Linked DNA regions of Mus musculus: all the other regions are linked to region 3. A link is a loop called in an ENCODE intact Hi-C map of the cell type or tissue named here. Cell type or tissue: left cerebral cortex. All regions are shown on one strand.

The links. Hi-C counts contacts between places; a loop is a spot of excess contacts. Peaks named below come from ENCODE experiments on the same cell type or tissue, not always from the same donor. Only the 100,000 strongest peaks of a DNase experiment are listed, where the experiment ranks them.
Region 1: it touches region 3 in a loop (2.7-fold over the local background); 5 of 42 quality-filtered maps call a loop at or near these places.
Region 2: a loop joins it to region 3, with 2.3 times the contacts of the local background. A loop is called at or near these places in 10 of 42 quality-filtered maps.

The regions. Positions count from the first base shown.
Region 1 is chr12:119,165,816-119,173,815 of GRCm38, reverse strand. It overlaps Itgb8 (integrin beta 8), which reads left to right. Exons shown (of 14, transcript NM_177290.3): 9 at 396-530; 10 at 2,767-3,169; 11 at 5,592-5,817; 12 at 6,955-7,061. Among named protein-coding and RNA genes, the nearest start is that of Itgb8, 68 kb to the left of the region's middle. In left cerebral cortex, a CTCF peak has its summit at 3,852 (motif pointing left); DNase peaks (open chromatin) are centred at 3,536 and 3,772.
Region 2 is chr12:118,975,902-118,983,901 of GRCm38, reverse strand. No RefSeq gene overlaps it. Among named protein-coding and RNA genes, the nearest start is that of Abcb5, 13 kb to the right of the region's middle. In left cerebral cortex, no CTCF peak of the experiment used is centred here; a DNase peak (open chromatin) is centred at 3,020.
Region 3 is chr12:119,321,402-119,329,401 of GRCm38, reverse strand. Gm46331 (a long non-coding RNA gene) reads right to left here and starts at 3,157. Exons shown (of 3, transcript XR_001780539.1): 1 at 2,986-3,157; 2 at 1,472-1,698. In left cerebral cortex, a CTCF peak has its summit at 3,790; a DNase peak (open chromatin) is centred at 3,806.

The sequences.
Region 1 (8,000 bases), 160 kb after region 3:
TTTCATTTTTGCCAAAACCATGTTTCCTGCTGTAAATTGTCAGAATTCATCAGCTATGAGAATGTTTCTTTAAACTTCATCATTAAATATCATCAGTATGAATTTGAAAAATTATCTTTGCCACACTGGATAAGAGAGGTATTTCTATAGGGTTTTAAATTTGTGATCATAGATATGTGGAAAAATCAACTATTTAAAACAGCTGATCATTTAGTATTTCATATGTTTTAAATATAATTGAGCTGTTGTGAGAAGCTACCATTTTATTCATTTCCCAGATGTAGACTTTGATTAAAGTTAAATATTAAATCCAGGATGGCATAATGATTATAAGTCTGCTTTGTCGCTTATACTAGAAACTACTTCAGTGTAATTAAAAATTGATGTCTCTGCAGAAGATTATCTCAGAAGTAAAAGTGCAGCTGGAAAACCAGGTACACGGTGTCCATTTTAACATCACTGCCATCTGTCCAGATGGGGCCAGAAAGCCAGGCATAAGTGGGTGTGGAAACGTGACAAGCAATGACGAAGTATGTGGCAGTATGTTTTTCTTGTTTAAGACAATTTTTTGGTGTGCTTTCTTAAAAAAAAAAAACAAAAAAAAAAATTACTTTAAAAACATTGCTACTATTAGAATATTGTTTCAACTTTAAATGAGCCTTCCTGTTTCTTCTTAAAGTTACGTCTATACATAATTGACTTCTCTCAAACTTTCAAGTTAAAATAAATATGTATTGTGTTAAGTACTTATTAAATACTTAGTAGTAATATATTTTCTGAGAGGTTTTGCCTAATAAAAAAATAACATCCTTCCAAGCAAGTAGTATCTGTAGATGTAATAGTGACAAAGCCTTTATTGTTTCAAATCTGTTCATTCTCAGAGTATGAAAGGATGGTACAGTATATAAAAGCTACGAATTCCAAAATCTTTCATCTTGTGATGTCCAGGAAAAGGAGATGAAGAAATTTGTTAAAATCAGTCAAATCAGAGGGATGATACCATTTATATAATAACTAGAAAGAGTTGAGAGTCCAAGAGAACTCCAAGACCAGATGAAATGGTTATTCTCCAAGAACTGCCAGAATAGACTACATCATGTTCTCAGCAGGGGCTGGGTAGGGTGTCACTTCTTCAGTATCTCTTACTTCAGCTGTACCTGAATGAACTGGTACAGAGAAATTTTTGATTCTTTCCTCTTTCTTGTTCTAAGGTTCTGTAGTTTTATTACTCTATCCTGTATTGGGAAGAATTTTTCAAATGCAAAATCCTAAAGTTCTAAAATTAATTCAAAGAAAACACTTAAATTTTTTTTCCTCATAGGAACATTAGAAGCTGTGGGTAGTGTGATTGTGCCCACAAGCTGTGTATCTTTAATTAATTATCCTAAGCCTCTAATTCAGTAGTTTCCTCTATAATTTTTCCTTGGATATCATTCAAAAACGATCATATACTAGTTTATATAAGATACATTTGATTTCTGCTACAGAAAAGTTTTTGTAAATTTTTGTAAAAAAAATAAAAGGCTAAATTCTTAAAAACAAAGTGAGTCTTTAAAGACTCAAATATATAACAATGATTTACCTTCCTTAATTTTTTCTTTCTTTGACTATGCTCCTTTCAACTATAAACAGCTTGTCTCCCACGAGGAGTCAACCAGCCTTCAACTTTAGAAGGTCTGTTTTATTATACTAGTTTTAATAGCAGTGGCCACTCATCCTACACATCTGTGTATCCTTAAAATTCTTAGAGGCAAAAACAATTTGAGCACAAACTGACTCCAACCACACTGATTTTAATGTGACACATTTAAATAAAATGTCTTGTACATGGATGCCTAAATATAGATCTTTTATTTCATGCTACATAATTTCCAATTTAAAAGCCCAGCATCCATTATTTTAATGTTGGAATTTAATTACTGTAGTGAACTCATATATAACTGTATGTATATATAAGCTTCCCGATTTTCCAAAGCACCTGAAGCTGAAGTCAGAAAATATAGATATTAAATCAACCATATTATAAATAACAAGAAATTAAAGAACAAGGAAAAATTTTCAGGCAAATAAACTGTTGTTCTAGAGGGAAAAACAAACAAACAAACAAACAAACAAACCACTCCTTGCTACTAGTCCATTCTTTAGTTCTGGGATGACCCCACAGTAACAAGTGACTTTGGTGTGAGGTCTTGAAGCTGGAGAATAAGTCCTGAGCCTCTTTCTCAAGTAACATCAGAGATGGGGTTGTGTTTTCCTCCACTGAAAAACTGTATATGTATATACTAAAGATCATCTCTTGGTCTTTACCTTGAGCCTCTAAAAAGTAAAATACAAATAAATAAAATTGCCCATATGACTAAATCAGGGTTCTGACCCAGAAGATAAGAAACCATTTACTTAGGTTTATTGGTTCCTAATGCCAATTGTTCACTAACCTCATATGTCCAATTCAGAAAATAGAACATTGATTCAGCAGTTGTCCATGAAATCAGTTACCTAAGGTGACAGACACCTGAGGACAAATGGACACATGGTGATTTACAGGCCATTAGCAATTGTTACTTCCTTTAATTCTAATTAATCAGTTAGGCAAAAATGGAATTAAGTGGCAATTATGTACTTACATATTAGATTGCATGCACATGTGATTTATAAATATTGTTGGTATCTCTAAGATGTTCACCATTGATTTAAATATCATTACTTGATATACTGTTTACAGTATCCAAGGATATAAAGATATTTCTATTTTCCTTTGAAATTTAGGTTCTTTTCAATGTAACTGTTGTGATGAAAACATGTGATATCATGGGAGGAAAAAACTATGCAATAATCAAGCCTATTGGTTTCAATGAAACCACTAAAGTCCACATACACAGAAGCTGCAGTTGCCAGTGTGAGAACCACAGAGGACTCAAAGGACAGTGTGCGGAAGCTGCCCCAGACCCCAAGTGTCCACAGTGTGATGACAGCAGATGTCATTTTGATGAAGACCAGTTTCCTTCTGAAACTTGCAAGCCACAGGAGGATCAACCTGTCTGCAGTGGCCGAGGTGTTTGCATCTGTGGGAAATGTTTATGTCACAAAACCAAGCTAGGAAGAGTGTATGGCCAGTACTGTGAGAAGGATGACTTCTCCTGTCCCTATCTCCATGGGGATGTGTGTGCTGGTGAGTTGATATACACAGGCAGTTAGAATTCATAACGATATTGGCATATATATTAGTGTATCTTTAAATCTGATGTGATGAGGTACTGCCACTTAACCCAAAATCAAAGTTCAAAGCCTCATAGTCTGTGAAATTAGGTCATGGCAAGATCATGTTTATATTTTTAGCTTGAGTACTGTGGCTGCTATTTTAAAAAATTCAAAACCTAAAATGAAATATGAATCTCATGTGTCCCTTGATCTTGGAAAGATTTACACAAGAAAAGGAAGTTACTGGTGATTGCCGATGTGGTTTTCTAGAAGAATGGCGGGTATTCTATAAGGGTCTGATTCATTCCAGCACATGGTCCACCTCCTGCTTGCAGAGGATTTTGTTTCTGTCAGGATGAGGGGAAGTGAGATATAAAAATATAATTCCACTCACTGGAAAATGTTTAAAGAACTATTGTAGATAGAATTGTATGTTCGAAGTCATTCAAACCTCACCAATTTATTTTTGGAAAGCCACCAGTCACAGACTGGACAAAGGAATACATTCTTCAGAGAGAAGTGGATTGTTAAGTAATTCAGAAGTTTTGTCCTTCTGGCCACACACAGACCAGATTTTGCAATGAAATAGGATAAGATAAAAATATCAAGATTACTTTTGGCTAATTTAGTTCACTGCCACCTACTGGTTACAGTCCAGAAAAACTTATGCAGCCTTTGAAAATTAAAACAAAAACGTAACTTTAAAATAAATTAAACTACCTGTCATTTGAATTCCTTGATCATTTCTCCATGAAAGGGTAAGTTTACTTATCATAAAGATCTCTTTTTTGTATGTGCATGTTAGTAACAAAATATGTGTTAAGTTATTGGGAAATGGAAATATTTCATTGTTATAACTGTATGGAAATGAAAGCCCATAAAATGTAACTATTCATGGATAAGTAGAAAGCTTGTTTTAAGTTACAGGAAAACATTATTATAAGTTGTCTTTTTATTCTCTTACATATGTAAAATACTCTGTGTTCTAGACATTTATTTAGTTGTAACTAGAATTATTGTTAGGAAGGAAGATTACTTCAGAATAAACCCACAGTTGCCTAATATATTTTATAGGGGAAATAAATATTTTACAGGGAAGAAGAGAATGACATTTCTGGCATTGGTCAGTAGAACTGTCTATCATATACATTTAGAATCTGAGGTTCTGCTGCATAATCTCAATATATTGACCCTGTCTACATGATTTTGACCACACACCCAATGCACACAGAGGCAACTGACGATGTGCTTTGAATTGCTTGTGTGAGTGCAAGTTGACATGCATTTTTCCCTACCACTTTCCCTTGGGAATGAAAACTCATATTCACAGGTCAGCTGGCTGGGATTCAGCGTGCTAGCTACATCAGGAAATGGGATGTGTTCGACATTTGTTTGCCTGGACCTCATTAGTTTTACACTTAGCAAATTGAGCTGAACCAGCAGTAGGCTCTATGGGACAATTAACCTGTTAGGTATTCAGCAATAAGAGAAGGAAGAGGGAGAGAGGGAGAGAAGAGACAGGGGGGGGGGGTTGGGAATAGAGGGGAGGGAGGAGGAAGAAAGGAATACTAGGAGATAAAGTGAAAAAGAGGAAAGAAAAGGAAGGGTGTTTGGTCTATAGTTGGATAAGCTTGAAAATGTATAAAACATACAGTGTACCTCCTTTTGAAGACTTCTACTTCACATTACCATATTAAATTTTGGACACTTCTTATAGTCTAAAATCCATTTATTAGTGTGTAAACAAGATTTTCTCAAGTTAATTGTCTGCAAATAAATGCCCCTCAGGCATGCACACATGCCTTTGTCTTTTCCATTGTTCGGCCTACATAGAACAGACTAAGCCTGCCCTGCTAATACAGTGTTCTGGATAGTGTTCTAAGGATGCTAACCTCTTGCTTAGTGTTCTGAGAATAAGGGGAATTGTTTCTGCTTCTCACAAGACCTATCTTTAACCATGCCTGAACACAGAGAAGTGTTAGAATGTTTGCCCCATCACCCTGCAAAATTCTCCTGAGCCCCTAGCAACAGTGAAGAGGGAAGACTGTGGCAGGCATTGACCAAATGCTCTTACTTTGCTGATTTGAAGTCAGCCCTTATGGTTTCACAATATTTATCTGTTTCTAATTTAAAACTTGAAAGCAAATTGGCATTTAAGCAGTTGGTCAGCCACCAAAGTAGGGGCTTTCTTTGTACATGTTAGCATTACATATTAGTAGGAGAAATATACTTACAATAGAACAGTGTTTAAAACACTTCTTAATTCTGGTACTGACTTGTCAAAACTAATGCTGTTTCCACTCACCAGACTGTTGCATGTTTCATGAAAATGGGGGAGACATTACCAACTCTGTAGGCCTGGTGACCTTGATCCAAGTGTGTCTCTGTTGCAGGGCATGGGGAGTGTGAAGGTGGCAGATGCCAGTGCTTTAGTGGCTGGGAAGGAGATCGGTGTCAGTGCCCATCAGCCTCAGCACAGCACTGTGTCAACTCCAAGGGCCAAGTTTGCAGCGGGAGAGGCACCTGCGTGTGTGGCAGGTGTGAGTGTACTGATCCCAGAAGCATTGGCCGTCTCTGTGAGCACTGCCCAACCTGCCATCTCTCCTGCAGTGAAAACTGGTATGATTCTGTCTCCAAATGAACAAAGCAATCCTGGCTGACAGCTGGTTTTGCTCTTCATTCTGCCTTCTTTCATCTTAGTTGCTGGATTCTTAGTTACTAGCATACAAAAATGATGATTAAAAAGTTAAAAAAACAATCCTGAGTGGGAAACTTTAAGAATTGGGTACTGGAATTCCTAATTTTGGCTAGTAAGTTGCATTGGAATAATCAGAACAAATCTATATAAAGTCACTACTCTGTTTGGTTGGTTTTTTTAAGAAAATGCTTTCCTGAAAACAGAGGTTGCCAGTTAACCTACTTATTACTATTTAGCTGTGCAATGTAAAATAATTTGTTAAAATTCTCTGTGCCTCTAGTTAATTGTGAAAGAATCAAGTGATATTTGTAAAGTTAACTAAAATAAAATTTTTGTACTTGGTACATGGCAGTCAGTGAATAAATGTGACTCATTATAACTAGATTAAATATCTTAATATTTAACATAAAGAATTATAGTGCTATAAAGCACTTAGGGGATGCATAAATGGAAAGTCATGTGTTGCATAACAAAAAATATTGTTTTGTGTAAAAATATTTTTCACTAACAATCTGAGACTTGCTCATAGAGCACTTGTATAAATGTCAGTGTGCCTCCAGCTTGCTTGCTTAAAATTTTAAAACATACTTTCTCAGATCACTAATGCAAGTAAGAATTTTAGAAATATACATAGTTATTTAAATCGTTTAGAAATATAGCATTTTAATATAATGGTGGGGTTTAGTTATTTATTTGCTAGTGAGGATTGAATCCAGGCTCATGGATTCAATTGAGTTGAACTGTGCAAGTACTCTAAAAAGCAACATATCCTACTTATTATATTATTATTATCATTATTTACTATAATTTTATTTTACTTTACAGGCATTGTTTTACTCATGATGACCTTGAATTTACTCTGTAGATCAGGCATTCCTAGGCCATATCATCCTCCTGCCTCAGACTTCATGTATCTGGGATTATTGGCTTTGGCCACCATGCTTTGCTAATGGGTTCAAAATTTGTCCATTGGTTATTTATTTTTCACAGGGTTAGGGTTAGGAATATTCAGTCTATTGACTTTTTAAAGTAGTAATCCTTTCATGTTCCTTGAACAGGAATTGTCTGCAGTGCCTTCACCCTCACAATCTGTCTCAGGCTGCCCTTGATCAGTGTAAATCCTCCTGTGCTGTCATGGAACAGCATCGCATGGACCAAACATCAGGTAAGTCTGAGGAGACTCCTGGGGCAAGGAGTTACCATGTACCTTATTCCTGAAAGAAGGAACAGTGGCTTCATATTGATTCCATTGTAAATTATTGGATTCCTTTTTAAAACAACTCTATCACTGTGTCACAGATATAAACAAAGAAACAGAAACAAAAACACACCCTGTTCTAATATGTATATACAGTATTAAACTGAATCAGTAATCCATTTTTTAATCTCCCAAAGAGAAATACTTAGGTGGTGACACCTCCCTGCTCATTCGCACAGGCTCTATGTGCTGCCTGCCTCCACCAAGGACCAAGAAAATGAATTATCTAGAAGGACTTACATGAGCCAAAAATATAAGTTCACTGTGTAGAATAATGTCACTAAGAGCTCAGGAGCTATGGTTTCCCTATATAACCTAAATTTGTTTCTTCTGCTCACTCTTCACATATCTACAAAAACTTTATTCTCCTGTTTCAGGTAAAACACTAAAATTTTAAGTGATCATCTGCTGTTGTAGTATACCTAAGATCTAAGCTGTAAAACCACCTGTGAAATACAAGCTATACTTGCAGTCAGATCTTTGGAAACGTTCCTTTTGATTCTACTATTTCAACAAATAGAAAACCCAGCCCTGGAGAAATAGCAGAGTAGAAATGTCCTGCACATCTTATGAGTCTGAGGTGTAGCTCTGTTGGTAGAGCACTTGCCTGGCATAGGTAAAGCCTGTGTGCAATTCCCAGCACCACATGAAACTAGGCATCAGGTGACATATGAGAACTTGGGAGTTGGTACCCAGAGATCAGAAGTTCAAGGTCAGCCTCAGATACATGGGGAGTTCAAGGCCATCCTGAGCTATGTAAAATTCTTCCTATTAAAAGGGAAAAAAAAGAAAAAGAAAAAGAGAAAAGTGAAAAGAAAAAAACAACAACTTTGAGGTGGATAATTC
Region 2 (8,000 bases), 350 kb after region 3:
TAGATGATAGGTAGATAGCTAGATGATAGATGGATGGGCGGATAGACGGATGGATGGATGGATGGATGGATGGATGGATGGATGGATGGATGGACAGACGGATGGATGGATGGAGATTGATAGATAGTCAACTGTTTTAACTAAAATTAAAGTGGTAGTACCTTAGAACACAGGTTACTCATTCTTCAAGGTATTTACCTAGAAGAAATGAGAGCCATATATTCATACTGCACTTCCATGTCTCCTACAGTATCACTCACAAAAGCTGTGATATGGAAATGAACCTAGTTGTCTCTTAATGTACAAATAGATAAAGAAGATGTGGTATACATACTATAGAATACTATTTAGACATAAAGAATAAAATTTTCAATTATAACATAAAAAATATGTTAAGTGAACCTGAAAAATATATTATGTGAAATAAGTAAAAGACAGAAAGGAAGACAGCACATGATCTCACTCATATGTGGGATATAACATAGAAGTTGAAAATAGAACAGCAGCTACCATAGACCAGAGCAGTGAGGATATTAAAAGATTAACCAGTGGGTTAAAAGACTATTACATAAGACTATTTGAAAAGAAGAGTAAGTCCTGAGGTTCTATGGCATAGCAAGGTGAATATAACTAACAAATATTTATCAGCTAAAGACAAAAAGAAAGAAAATAAAATTTAGTGACTCAACAGCTAACCAAAAACATTTGGAGAAACATTTTTAAAGATTTTTATTGGCATAATTAAGACTACATGATAGTGGGTCTTATTGTGACATTTTCATAAATGTGTAGAATGTATTTTGGTCATGTTTATCCCATTACTCTCTCTTAGTCTACCCCTACCTACTCCCACGAAAACCCTTCCTCTTCTCAAATAGCTCAATTCTACATTCATGTCTTTACTTATTTATTATGTATTTACCATGACTCAGTGAATTTCACTGGGGTTGTTCACAAGAGTATGAGTGATATTATTTTGGGGAGCATAAGCAACTTGCCAGTGGCTGCATCAATGAAGAAAATGTCTCTCCCTGCACCAACAACCTATAAATCCTCAGGGTTGTTTAGGCTTCATAAGATCCTCCTCCTTAGCAACAAATTCCCTGATAATAAAATGTTGACAGGCCCAATCTTATACAGGTCTATAGGCTACATAAGCTACGGTTTATATACTCTACAGCTGCTGTGAAATCAAAAAGGTCATAGCCAGGCCATGTCCAGGAGAAAGCATTCTATAGCACTCTGCCCCTTTCTCCAGATCTCACATTTTTTTCAGCCCATCTTTCATGATGTTCCCTTAACCTTAATAATATCAATGTCTTATTTACAGCTGAGCATTCAACAATCGCTATAGTCAGAAGTTTGGTCAACTGTAAGCCTCTGCAATAACTACCATTCACTACAGAAAGACATCTCTATGACAAAAGCTACCACCAGCTCTAACTTATAGGCAAAAAACATAAAGATTTAGAAGGCAAGTTTGACAAAAACATTGTGTCCATGTAGCAATATACCAGTTGGAGTCTGAGTTGTGGAAATATACCACTGGGGACCACTGGTTTTGACTAGGATTGCAGTACCAGACATGAAACCTCTCCTATGGAGTAGATCTCCAATCCAAGCAATAAAGTAATTTGTTACCCCCAAAATAGTGATACCACTTGTGTACCAGTAGGAACATCTTGCCTAGCAGGTGGTTATTTAAATATTTTAAAAATAAATAACACTGCTTTTTTATAAACTTTCTAACGAAGTTTCTAAACACTTATTCTGGAAAACAGGGAATGCCAAATTCTTTTATAAGAATAGTATACTTTGGCAAAAGTAATGAGAAAAACTATAGATAAATATCCTTCATTCATATAGATGCAAAATTTTAGACAAAATAATCACAAATCAAATTGATCAGTTAAAAATAGAATAACATAAAGATCAAAGGTATAAGTTAACCTTCAAAATCAGTTGCTCTAGATTACTCTTTCCACCAATATCCTGAAAGCAACATCCTTCCTTGTGCTGTATCTGCAGCAACCACCTCTTAGAGAACATGATGAAAGACAGTATGGATTTGGGAACTCCCAAATAAAGAGCTGAAGAAGGCTCACCTAACATACGAGGAAGGTGGCAGATCATCATAACTCTAACTTGCTAAAGCTCACAATGCACTGAAAAGACTAGGGCACTAATTGGGCAGATGGCTCCCCCACCAGAAGAGATCTCCAGGGTGAAATGCAGAGACTGGAGCCTTTGACCACACTGAAAGAGTTATCCAAGCAAGTGCTAGCATGGAACATTTTCTGAGACCAGAAAAGGAAAACTTCAGATTCACAGAAGATCTAGAATTTCCACAACTCAGACTTCATAAATCATGCAGTGATACAAATAAATAAGAGACAGGTAATGATACAAACAGAATAGAGATAAGGGCAAGAAGAACAGCAAAAGTCTTTCCTAACACTCAAAGACAGAACAGTAAAGCCATAAGAATGTGGCTGAAACTTTGATTTTCTAGATAATCCAGACAAGCCACTGTCCATTTTCATAAATGGAAAGAGATTGTTCTAGAGTGTATTCAAACTAGTCTTCTAACCATTGGGAAGTCTGGCAGCAGACCTATGTCCCCTGCAATACATCATATTCAGATCCCTCATCCTACTCCTCATCTCCATGGCCATATGAAATTGAGAATATGATTGCCACTGGTGTCTTCAAGTTGCTGATGAGGGTACTGTGACCAAATCCTGACTGTTGAAAACCTGACATGTCCATATCACAACTCTCATCAAGTTACCAATGCTACCTCCAGAACACTTAGTGTGGTTGTAGTGTTCAACCCTCAATTACCAGCTCAGTACCCCAATGAAAGAAAAATAGCCTACCTGTGCATTGTCCTATCTACAAATAGAAAGTCCCTAAATGCAGCTTCTAGCGCACTAAACAAGACACATTTCTAGGTTCCCCATACGGTGTTGGCAGAAATGCTTCAAAGAAACAGAAACTGACCTCATTCAAAATCTCTGAGGGAAACATTGGAAGGCATGGTTTGATGAGGGACATAAAACTGTGCCAGGAAGTATGGTAAGGTAGAGCAGGTTGAGACCCAGAGACTCAGTGGGCATAAACCTGACACTTAGGTGACTCCCATCTTTCTGCCAGACTCCTGACTTGGAACACATGCCTTGCTTCTCATGTAAAATAAACATATGAAATAAACCTAGGCTCAAAACAGAGTTCTCCATGCTATTGAGGTACTTAAAGGCCCTAAGGGCTTAGCCAATAAGCTTCCCTTCTCAGAAATTCCTCCCTGCAAAAGGCATGTAATCTCAGGCCCACCCTGAGAAGTGGGGTATGATTTCACACATCCACTTTCTACCATGACAATAAACTCTTTAGAACCATGAACTGAATCTTTTCACCAAGATCCACCATGGAGAGCCATGGAGAAGGCCTTTCCCTACAGAACCTCATCCTAATCTCCTGTAGAAGGCCTCCCTGCAATCCCAGCCACAACCTCCACCAAGCCTGCCTCCGCCAAGCTAAGGACAATCATCTGGGATGGGACAAGCCAGAGCTCCCCTTCTGCCCTGACCCCAGACTAGATGCTATCCCAAGCCCACAACCCCACATACACATACACAATCTTTTCTCTGCTCTTCCATGACTTCAAGCAGCACCTGGATGTCCAAGAGTCTAAGAAACCATGACTCCAGCCTTGTCACAGGCTGGGGGACCCTTGAACCAGCTCCACCAATTTTACACCTAAGACTGAGTTTTCCCACTCCCAGAGCTGTGCCTCAGCACTTCCCTATGCCCCAGCACCCACCCCGGTGGAGGTGTGAGATAAGTGCAGTCAAACTCTCCTTGTTCCACCTCCCCCAAGGGGGCATGCCCAGTAGCTGAGCAGATGCCAGCCAACAACCCTGGAGTTTGAAGGCTTTCAGATGTCTTACAGTACCAGTAGTCTTTGACCAAAGCAGTCATCCCAAATGACCAGAAAGACTCTAGCTCAGGCTTCCAGCATTGACCAATAGACACCCTACAACACAATTCATCTGAATTCTGCTTAGCCATACATTGAGTACTATCACCCATTATCCAGTAATGTTCCAGGCCAGCCATTCACAATGGTCTTCACTAGACTGAATAATGACTCCTGAAACTCCTGATTCCTATGAACTTGCCTGGCCCATCTTCCTAAGAAACAAATATCTTCTCCTGGGAGCTCTTGCCTTCCAAAGAAATCTAGAAGACCACACTCCCAGTTCTCAGTGAGTAACCTCTTCGAGGACCTTCAAGCGTCCTTTTAAAAAAATAAGTAGGAGAGTAAGGAATCATCAAATGAAAGGATGGCTTAGCCTCCAAACTCAGGGGAGAAGAGCAGAAAGAGGAGGCTGATCAAGGGACTGTTGGGCTGAGATGAGAAGAGCAGAAGGAGGTTGCGAGTGTTGATGCAGATCCTCCCTATCTGTGAAGTATTGGCAATGGTAGAGCACCACTTACTGCTGACAGGACACACACTGACTGAATCCTTGAATCTTCCATTTCACTTGAAAGAGAAACTATTTAATTGCCATTAAGGGAATTTGCATAAGTTAATAAGGATTTGAATTAACAATTGTGTGTACTCAAATATTATATAAATAGGTACTATAAAAAGCCAGTGTTTATTATCCAAAAGACTACACTAGTGGACCTACAGAACTCACATCTTTTTTTTTTTTTTTTTGTGCTGATTCATTACCACCTTCTTTTAATTGTACATTTTTTTCTTTTTTTTTATTAATTAGGTAATTCTTCACTTACATTTCCAATGCTACCCCATAAGTCCCCCAAGCCCTCCCACACACACACTACCCTCCCCCTTCCCACTCCCACTTCTTGGCCCTGGAATTCTCATGTACTGAGGCATATAAAGTTTGCAAGATCAATGGGCCTCTCTTTCCACTGATGGACAACAAGGTCATCTTCTGCTACATATGCAGCTAGAGACACCAGCTCTGGGGGGTACTGGTTAGTTCATATTGTTGTTCCACCTATAGGGTTGCAGACCCCTTTAGCTCCTTGGTTACTTTCTCTAGCTCCTCCATTGGGGGCCCTTTGATCCATCCAATAGTTGACTGTGAGCCTCCACTTATGTGTTTGCTAGGGCATGGCATAGCCTAGCAAGAGACAGTTATATCAGGGTCCTTTAAGCAACATCTTGCTAGTGTGTGTAATGGTGTCAGCATTTGGAAGCTGATTATGGGATGGACACCCAAGTATGGCAGTCTCTAGACGGTACATCCTTTCGTCTCAGCTCCAATCTTTCTCTCTGTAACTCCTTCCATGGATGTTTTATTCCCAATTCTAAGAAGGAGCAAAGTGTTCACACTTTCGTCTTCGTTCTTCTTGAGTTTCATGTGTTTTACAAATTATATTTTGTATCTTGGGTATTCTAAGTTTCTGGGCTAATATCCACTTATCAGTGAGTACATATCATGTGAGTTCTTTTGTGATTGGGTTACCTCACTCAGGGTGATGCCCTCCAGGTTCATCCATTTGCCTAGGAATTTCATAAATTCATTCTTTTTAATAGCTGAGTAGTACTCCATTGTGTAAATGTACCACATTTTATATATCCATTCCTCTGTTGAGGTGCATCTGGGTTCTTTCCAGCTTCTGGCTACTACAAATAAGGCTGCTATGAACATAGTTGAGCATTTGTCCTTCTTACTGGTTGGAATATCTTTTGGATATATGCCCAGGAGAGGTATTGCGGGATCCTCCAGTAGTACTATGTCCAATTTTCTGAGGAACCATCAGACTGATTTCCAGAGTGGTTGTAGAAGCTTGCAATTCCACCAATAATGGAGGAGTGTTCCTCTTTCTCCACATCCTCGCCAGCATCTGTTGTCACCTGAATTTTTGATCTTGGCCATTCTGGCTGGTATGAGGTGGAATCTAAGGGTTGTTTTGATTTGCATTTCCCTGGTGATTAAGGATGTTGAACATTTTTTCAGGTGCTTCTCACCCATTCAGTATTCCTCAGCTGAGAAGTCTTTGTTTAGCTCTGAGCCCCATTTTTAATGGGATTATTTGATTTTCATTGTATATATTGGATATTAGTCCCCTATCTGATTTAGGATAGGTAAAGATACTTTCCCAATCTGTTGGTGGCCTTTTTGTCTTATTGACGGTGTCTTTTGCCTTATAGAAGCTTGGCAATTTTATGAGGTCCCATTTGTCGATTCTCAATCTTACAACACAAGCCATTGCTGTTCTATTCAGAAATTTTTCCCCCGTGCCCATATCTTCGAGGCTTTTCCCCACTTTCTCCTCTCTAAGTTTCACTGTCTCTGGTTTTATGTGGAGTTCCTTGATCCACTTAGATTTGATCTTAGTACAAGGAGATAGGAATGGATCAATTTGTATTCTTCTACATGATAACTGCCAGTTGTGCCAGCACCATTTGTTGAAAATGCAGTCTTTCTTCCACTGGATGGTTTTAGCTCCCTTGTCAAAGATCAAATGACCATAGGTATGTGGGTTCATCTCTGGGTCTTCAATTCTATTCCATTGGTCTACTTGTCTGTCTCTATACCAGTACCATGCAGTTTTTATCACAATTGCTCTGTAGTACAGCTTTAGGTCAGGCATGGTGATTCTACCAGAGGTGCTATTATCCTTGAGGAGAGATTTTGTTATCCTAGGTTTTTTGTTATTCCAGATGAATTTGCAGATTGCTCTTTCTAATTCGTTGAAGAATTGAGTTGGAATTTTGATGGGGATTGCATTGAATCTGTAGATTGCTTTTGGTAAGATAGCCATTTTTACTATATTGATCCTGTGAATCCATGAGCATGGGAGATCTTTCCATCTTCTGAGATCTTCTTCAATTTCTTTCTTCAGAGACTTGAAGTTCTTATCATACAGATCTTTCACTTCCTTAGTTAGAGTCACGCCAAGATATTTTATATTATTTGTGACTATTGAGAAGGGTGTTGTTTCCCTAATTTCTCTCTCAGCCTGTTTATCCTTTGTGTAGAGAAAGGCCATTGACTTGAGTTAAATTTATATCCAGTTACTTCACTGAAGCTGTTTAACAGGTCTAGGAGTTCTCTGGGGGAATTTTTAGGGTCACTTATATATACTATCATATCATCTGCAAAAAATGATATTTTGACTTCATCTTTTCTAATTTGTATCCCCTTGATCTCCTTTTGTTGTCGAATTGCTCTGGCTAGGACTTCAAGTACTATGTTGAAGAGGTAGGGAGAAAGTGGGCAGCCTTGTCTAGTCCCTGATTTTAGTGAGATTGCTTCCAGCTTCTCACCATTTACTTTGATGTTGGCTACTGGTTTTCTGTAGATTGCTCTTGTCATGTTTAGGTATGGGCCTTGAATTCCTGATCTTCCCAAGACTTTTATCATGAATGAGTGTTGATTTTGTCAAATGCTCTCTCCACATCTAAGGAGATGATCATGTGGTTTTTGGCTTTGAGTTTGTTTATATAATGGATTATGTTGATGGATTTCCGTATACTAACCATCCCTGCATCCCTGGAATCAAACCTACTTGGTCAGGATGAATGATTGTTTTGATGTGTTCTTGGATTCGGTTAGTGAGAATTTTATTGAGTATTTTTGCATCGATATTCATAAGGGAAATTGGTCTTAAGTTCTCTATCTTTGTTGGGTCTTTCTGTGGTTTAAGTATCAGAGTAATTGTGGCTTCATAGAATGAATTGGGTAGGGTACCTTCTGCTTCTATTTTGTGGAATAGTTTGTGGAGAACTGGAATTAGATCTTCTTTGAAGGCCTGATAGAACTCTGCACTAAACCAATCTGGTCCTGGGCTTTTTTGGGTTGGGAGACTATTAATGACTGCTTCTATTTCTTTAGGGGATATAGGACTGTTTAGATCATTAACCTGATCCTGATTTAACTTTGGTACCTGGTATCTGTCTAGAAATTTGTCCATTTGATCCAGGTTTTCCAGTTTTGTTGAGTTTAGCCTTTTGT
Region 3 (8,000 bases):
ATTTGTGAATACACCTACCTACACCTGTCTGAGAACTACTCCATCCTTGTTTCCTGCTTTACACATCAGAACCCCAGGCTTTCTGGTCTTGAGGTTGCATTGCTCCCCTCCATGAATGAGTACTTGGACTCTCAGCCTTGAAGTAAGAGTTATACTATCAGCCTTCTTGGTTGTGAGGGTCTCTGAGTTGGGATTTACCATGTGGTGGTCTCTAGCCTGCAGAAGACCTGTCATGGAACTTTTCAGTGGCCAACTTCCCTAATAAATTCCCTCCTACACATCTATCTGCAGTTTCTATTTGCAGTGTTGTTCTAGATAACCCTGAGTATACAGGTGAAATTGAAAGGCACGGATGATTAAAGTTTACTGGTCATGGTTAGAAAAACCATAGCTGGTAGAACTTCTATTAATATCCAAGTCTTCTAGAGTTTAAAACTGTAGAAAATTGAAAGGGAGTCAATAATTGAATATCTTACAAAAGAATCAAAGCTTTTCAAATGTAGTGCCAATATTAAGAATCAAGTTCTAACACAGAGAAAATTCAAATGAAGGGAGAATATGATGAGTTTCATGAAAAGAAAATCAATTTCATGAGCATATCATATTCCAGCAGCTGTCTGTGTAGCACTGGTCAAAACAGTTCTACTTTCTCTTCATCTCCTGCTTCTGTTTGTCTACAATATGTTAATAAGAAGGGACAGAGAAATTTGAAACATTTTTCAATATGAGTTGGTTCTTTGAGTCCAGAGTTACCAAGTCTCAAAAGTAGAAGGATGTGGTGACTAACTAAAGCATTTCAATAAGTCATAACTAATGATACCCCCTAACCATAGCAATGAATGAACTCAGGGTCTATTAAGATTGACCTCAGATTGCTAAGTACTCCATTACTACAAGTAGCACAGCAAACACAGTTCCTTGAATAATTATTCACTTACTAAATTTCCAGCTACATAAACAGTCATTATCTAGAGTTTTTAAAAATAAATATTACACATTTAGATATCATACTCTACCTGTGCAATATGTTCTCACTGTAAAAAGTGGCTATAAATATTATAGATGTATATAATAAATATATAAATATCAAGAAAACTCATGTGAACTTACAAATAGTTCAAAATAAGAAGTCAGAAGGATGAAAGGTTAAGTAGATAGGTAACAAACATTACAGGACTTCTCTCTCCCTAAAGGTTGTTTTTCAGGGAATTCAGGGTAATTTGACTATAGAGGTGGGATGAGAGATGTAGCTCAGCAGTAGAACACTGGCTAAGTATTTAAGAGGTCTTGAGTTTTATATCTTTCACCAAAAGGAAAGGAGGGAGAGAAAGGGAAGACAGTGAGGGAGCAGAAACAAACAAAAAAAAACAGTAAATATCTTTGTATGTCAACCTTGAGTTATATAATATGATACTTATTAAAGTCAAAAGAAGTTTTAAAATATTTTCTTTTTTTATAAATAATTACTCACCATAGAGAAATGTCTGGAAATGGTGGGACATGGATGGTCACTAAGTACTTTCTCATTCCTTGCAATCCTTCTGTCCCCTGCTGAGGAATGATTGAGTCTTTTGGCCTTGCTTCTCACTCAAGGCTTTTGTCCAGCCTCCATCTTGGGTGTGTGCAACTTCCATTATCGGCTCCTCCACACATCACTACAGAGTTTCCTTATACCACCTCCACTATTTCTTCACTTATCTATATAGAGAATCATTGTCTGAGGCGGAAATAAGCAGCATGCATCTTGTTTTCAGAAGCTCACCATGAAGCTCAACCACACAGATTTTTGAGCCTGTGGACTCTAGCATCCATATCTAAGGCTGAGCTTTTACTCAAGGACTGTACAATCTCTTGTAACAAGTGTTAAAATATCCCAGATAAAAGTAAATCCAAGATTACATGCTAATCTAATCTATAATAAACTAGAACTTCTCATATTAGAATGCAAATTAATATTGGATAATACCATTATAAATGGTTACTAATTCAGTAGTCTTGCATGGAAGAAAAACAGAACTGTAGTAGGTTTCTGGTTTTCTGCTCTTTCAGGATTCTGATTCAGTGAAGCTACAATGGTATTCAGTGGTCTACCTTTATAAATCTACTACCCACAAAGAAATTTTAACTTGGGTTTCAGCACACATCATCTAACTGCTCTCTTAGAAGCAGTGCTATAGAAACAGGTGTCTAAAGTTTCCAGTGGGTCACCAGGACTGAAGTAAAGAAACAAGAATAGGAAACTTTGAAAAGAAGGAGAGTAAAATGAATTAGGAAACCAAAACTGGAAAATGTTTTCTTTTCATGTTCATTTTCTGAAGGAAATGGGTAGAATTGTGAAATGAATATTTTCTCTTCCCTATTATTGCTCTTGAATTCCCAGAGGTTGCTCATACACTAAAGAGATCTTGTTAAGTAGAAAATGATTCAGTAATTTCATTTTAAGGCTTATACAAAAGCCAATTCACTCCATGGACTCTTTATACTTGGGAAATTTAATTTGCTTACTAGATAAAATGTTTTAGGAACAAACACAGTCTGTTCTTACCTCTCTGTTATTTTAGTTACATTGTAATCAGAAGAGAGAAACCATATAATAATCTGAACAAGGGAAATATAAAAAAGTTGCAACAGGAGTTGAAATCATAATAAACTGAGTAAAAATGGTGGAAGACAGCAGCTGATGTCAAAGCAAGCCACCTGAAAGGCATGAGTTAGAAGGAGTTATGGTTGACTTGCTGGAGAGTAAACACTGACCCTGACCCTGTTTAACAAGACCCATCTCTGTTATTACAGGGCAAGGAAAATGGCTAGGCTGGGGGTAGAGTCAGTAAATTAATAGCTGCTATATCTCTCTACTAGCTAAGTTAAAAGTTTTTATTCCATAAAATACATTTGTTATATATACTGCTGTGTATACACACACACACACGCGCGCGCGCACACACACACACACACACACACACATACACACACACCAAATGATACCTGATAGCATTTTCCTGAGGACTTAATCACCACTTATTTGAAAGCTTTCCTCTCTCCTGTATATTTGTCAGTGTCTATGATTTCAATGTGGACAGACATATGTACTATCAGAAGAAAAAAATCAGAAAGTACATCATAAGTCTACTTGCTTAAAACAGAGAAAACATTTCAATACAACTTATATGTTAAGACTGAGGAACTGGGTTCTTTCAGCAAAATCTTGCTTATGTATGCAATGGTGTCAGCGTTTGGAGGCTGATTATGGGATGGATCCCGGATATGGCAGTCTCTAGATGCTCCATCCTTTCATCTCAGCTCCAAACTTTGTTTCTGTAACTCCTTCCATTGGTGTTTTGTTCCCAATGTCTCTTGTGAGGCTATGCTGGGGCCTAGAAAACACAGAAGTGGATGCTCACAGTCAGCTATTGGATGGATCACAGGGCCCCCTATGGAGGAGCTAGAGAAAGTACCCAAGGAACTAAAGGGGTCTACAACCCTATAGGTGGAACAACAATATGAACTAACCAGTACCCACCAGAGCTCGTGTCTCTAGTTGCATATGAATAGAAGATGGCCTAGTCGGCCATCATTGGAAAGAGAAGCCCATTGGTCTTGCAAACTTTAGATGCTTCAGTACAGGGGAATGCCAGGGCCAAGAAGTTAGAGTGGGTGGTCAGGGGAGTGGGGGGGGGTATGGGGGATTTTGGGGATAGCATTTGAAATGTAAATGAGGAAAATACCTAATTTAAAAAAAAAGAAAAAGAAAAAAGAAAAAGACTGAGGAACTTAGAGGACTCTTGGTACCCATAGATGGCAGCAAAGGGCAGTCATGTACTGAGCACCTTCAAGCCCATCTTTTTCAGATGCATGTATTCTTCTCATTCTTTCCTTAATACTTTTCCAAATTCCAGTCATTTCTCTGATGAATTAGCTACTCTAGGGAAACAATTTTAAAGAACTATAGATGAATGCTAGCAGGAACAAGTAACAAAATGCCAATGTTGTTCACAGAAGTAAAGAAATGCTTTCTAATGTATAGCAGAGGTCAGCAAATGTTTTCAACAAAGGGTTAAATAGTAAAGAGTTTAGACTGTGAGGCCATAGGCCCATTATGCCCAATAGCATGACTATAGCCACCAGCAACATGTGTAAGACTGTGCCAGGAGCCGGTAGTGGTGGCACACGCCGGTAGGACTTGCTGAAGGAGGCAGAGGCAGGAGGATCACGAGTTCGAGGCCAGCCTGGGCTACACATTTTTAAGCCGGGCAGTGGTGGTGCACGCCTTTAATCCTAGCATTTGGGAGACAGAGGCAGGCAGATTTCTGAGTTCGAGGCCAGCCTGGTCTACAAAGTGAGTTCCAGGACAGCCAGGGCTATACAGAGAAACCCAGTCTCCAAAAAAACAAAACAAAACAAAACAAAACATAACATAACAAAAGACTGTGCCAGGTATGATGGAGCATATAATTTTAGCACTCCAGAGGTAGGGGAAATCTCTATAAGTTTGAGATCAGCCTGGTTTACATAGCAAGTTCCAAGACAGCCATGGCTTCAAATTGAGACCCTGTCTTAAAACCAAACAAGCAAAATTTTAAAAATCTCATTCTGCTAAACAAGTATAAGTCAGGATTATCTGGCTTATACAGCCAGCTTGAGAATCTCTTAAGCAGAAAAACAGCAGGAGAGATGGGTAATAAGAACACTGTACTAGGGAGAAATATGAAGCCCCAGGAGCCTGTGATATCTATGACATAAAGACTAACACTAATAAGCCTTAGTGCTCATCAGTTTTGAAATTTACCCAAAGATGAATACCAAACAAGAGAAAGTTTGGCCAGCCTGAAACTTTTGTTTACAGTCTAAAGTCTCTGCTTTCCATTTGTGAAGTTAAGAAATACTGTATTAACTATCCAGTTTTTAAACAACCTGATAAAGAGACAACTAAAATTGTCCCAATTTTTAAATGACTTGACTAAACATCAGAGTCTGTGTATGTCATCAATGGCCTTCCTGGCTACTATCACAGCTCATTGAAAAACTTTTCCTAGTGTAAAGAAGTCATACACATAAAAATTACATTTAAAAACAACATATTGTCTTTTTACATTTAGAATCTATTTGTATATTTATATATGCCATTTAAATTTTAACATATACTGTGCTTTCTACTGTAAGTTGATGAAATATTATACTCTGTTTTTAATTATTGACAAGTGAAAATCTTTCCAAGGAGTGCACATCAGGGATGCTAATGCCTTATTTAACAATTTAGTCCTAATACACTTGAATTAGTTTTGATTAGTTGTGTTTTGGTGTAGCTTTCTCCTCTTGCTTGCATCAAAATACATATAACATACTTTAAAATTTATCCTTTCAAACTTTTATAGCAAGACATCAAGGTTTTGGACATTGTACGCAAGCTAACCGCATTTGTAGGTTGCTAATGAACCTGCTATCTAGCTCTGGGTAAGATTAAGGACTTCCACAGAAATAGCTCTAAACAATTGTTGTCCCATATTTCTTTTCATTGAGTAAAGAAACAATGCAACTTTGTACAAGTCTCACAGAGAAGATGTTATAGAGTCACACTGAATATCTTATACCTGCAGATGGCATTGCATTATTAGTAAGATGGCCCTTCAAAAGAGGTCACTTTCTAATACAAATTTGAAAGTTGTTTGGCTTACAATATTGTTGAAAAAGGTCATCCCCTTCTTTGTTAAAAGATGATCAATGTATTTCTGGTCATGGACAATGTAAGAGCTGTCCTTGGTGTTCTCACACATTCTCTTAGCACATTGAGAAAGAGAAAAACTGTAAGGCAGCTGGCATTGGTAGAGAAACTCTAATACTTGACTGGACACAGTGATTCTTGATGGAGTTGTTAGTGCTGAGTCATGTAAGTTTTCATCTTTTCAGACTGAAATGTTGTAGAGGTTTTATGATTATTGGAAAGAGCCCCAGCAGTGCTTCCTTCTTTGTATAGAGTAATATGAGCAAGATTTCCTCTGTGATCTTTTTATATTTTTATTTGAAACAAAAGAAGGAAGATCTTCAATCTGCTAAGGAATTGGATCCAAAATTTCTTTCTCTTAGTGAAATAATCCAGACACAGAAACACAAACACCACATGATTTCACTTACATATGGAATCTAACATAGTCAAAAATCTTAGAAGCAGAAACTTAAAATGATTGTTGCCAAGGACTGAGGGGAAGGGTACACAAAATGCATCAAGCTTCAGTAAAAAGTAAAAACACTTGATACTCTGGAGTCCTGAAGTGGTAAATACTGTCTACAGCTAACCACACTGCATATTGCATACTTAAGAGCAGCCAAGTAAATTGATAAGATCTTTGGTAAGGTAGTCATATAATAAAAGAGGTAAGAAAAAATATTGAGATATGATGGATATGTCTATAGCCTGGATAAAAGTGATAATTTCACAGGTGTATACTTGACCCCAAATACATGACATTATATAAAAGCAACCAAATATATATTAGGAAGTCTATTATGGCAAGAGCATAAAACATGGAATGAACACTTTTTAATTCACATTTAGGTCTTTCACAGGCAGACAGGATCTTCTCAGGGACTTTTTTTGGTCAACTTTTGATGATTCAGACTGACATTACAAATATCATGTCATTATAACAATTTTAGAGATGGCATTCTGAGGGAAACACAAATAACTCTGTCCTCCATTTTGGATGGGAAGTGCAAGCAGTTCTATATTGAAGCCCAACATGTTATTTGGGCCTCATATTTTTCTCTCTTGATACAAACTAAATGCCCACATATATAGGCTGGTTTTCTATTTTATAAGCTAGACTACATTTAATGTTGGAATTATCTATGGCAAGGAATTTTATGTAATCAACATAAGGGAATGCTGAATGTACCATAGCAATCACAATGCAGACCAGTCCTTTACTTTCTAAAGCATTTGACCAAGAATATACACATCATTATTGATATGCAATTTCTAACATTGTCACTATCAGAAAGCTTGCTGAACATATTTAGTGTGAACATCTAGAAGAGCTATATATTTGAATCTAGAGAAAGATCACTTCTGAGTTTATTTGTTAAATATAGGGTGTTCTCCCTCCGCTTCTTTCAACTTTTTCAAATTAAAGGATGGACTATAGCACCATATATAGAACACTCTATATCCTGCACTCTCTATACCACACAGAAGCTCCTGAGGGTCATTCTAACGTTGGGCACATTGACAGTGGACATCTTCAAGATGGGTTTGGCTCAGAGAAAGACTGAGAATATTTGAATTCCCTCCTAGGAGGACTGGGAATCAAACATGAAGATAAAAGCCAAATATTTCCTTCATATATAGTTCTCCTTTCCAAAATTTGACATTTTAGGTACTGTCTAAACTTCACTGAGAGGAAAGAAGGAGACCAAGGTTTTGTGAGGTCTAGTGACATCTCAACACTACTAGATGAAGGTAGAGTAGAAGAAGGCCCATGAACCTCCATTTGGCCCTGAGGTGGTAAGAGCTCATTCTAGTTGATGGAAGAGAGCTCTATACATGACAATATCAACAATCAACCTCTTTAAGTGCAGGGACTCACCTTCAGTGCCAAAGAACCATCCTCATGCACCTAAGAGAAGATTCAACCACAGAGCAGAAGAAAATTGAGATATTACTGAGTAAATATTCATGTGCCATTCCTAGGAACCACCCGGAATGAACTAATCAAGCAGTAGGTTGGTGACACATCTGCATTATTCACAAGGGAAAAAGAGCCTGTGGGTTTTTTAATAATTAAGATGCCCCATTTTCTAACCAAAGCTGAGGAAATTCCCATTTAATGACTTTAAATGCCATCCTAAAGACTTGTCTCTATCCAAGACCACAATTCTGAAATCAGACCATGTATCAAAACTGCAATCTGGATATCAAAGGATATGTTTCACACATACCACACTTTAAAATGACAAGGTTTTTAATATGACAAATTTTCAAGGCCAGACTGGGCTATTTAGTGAGG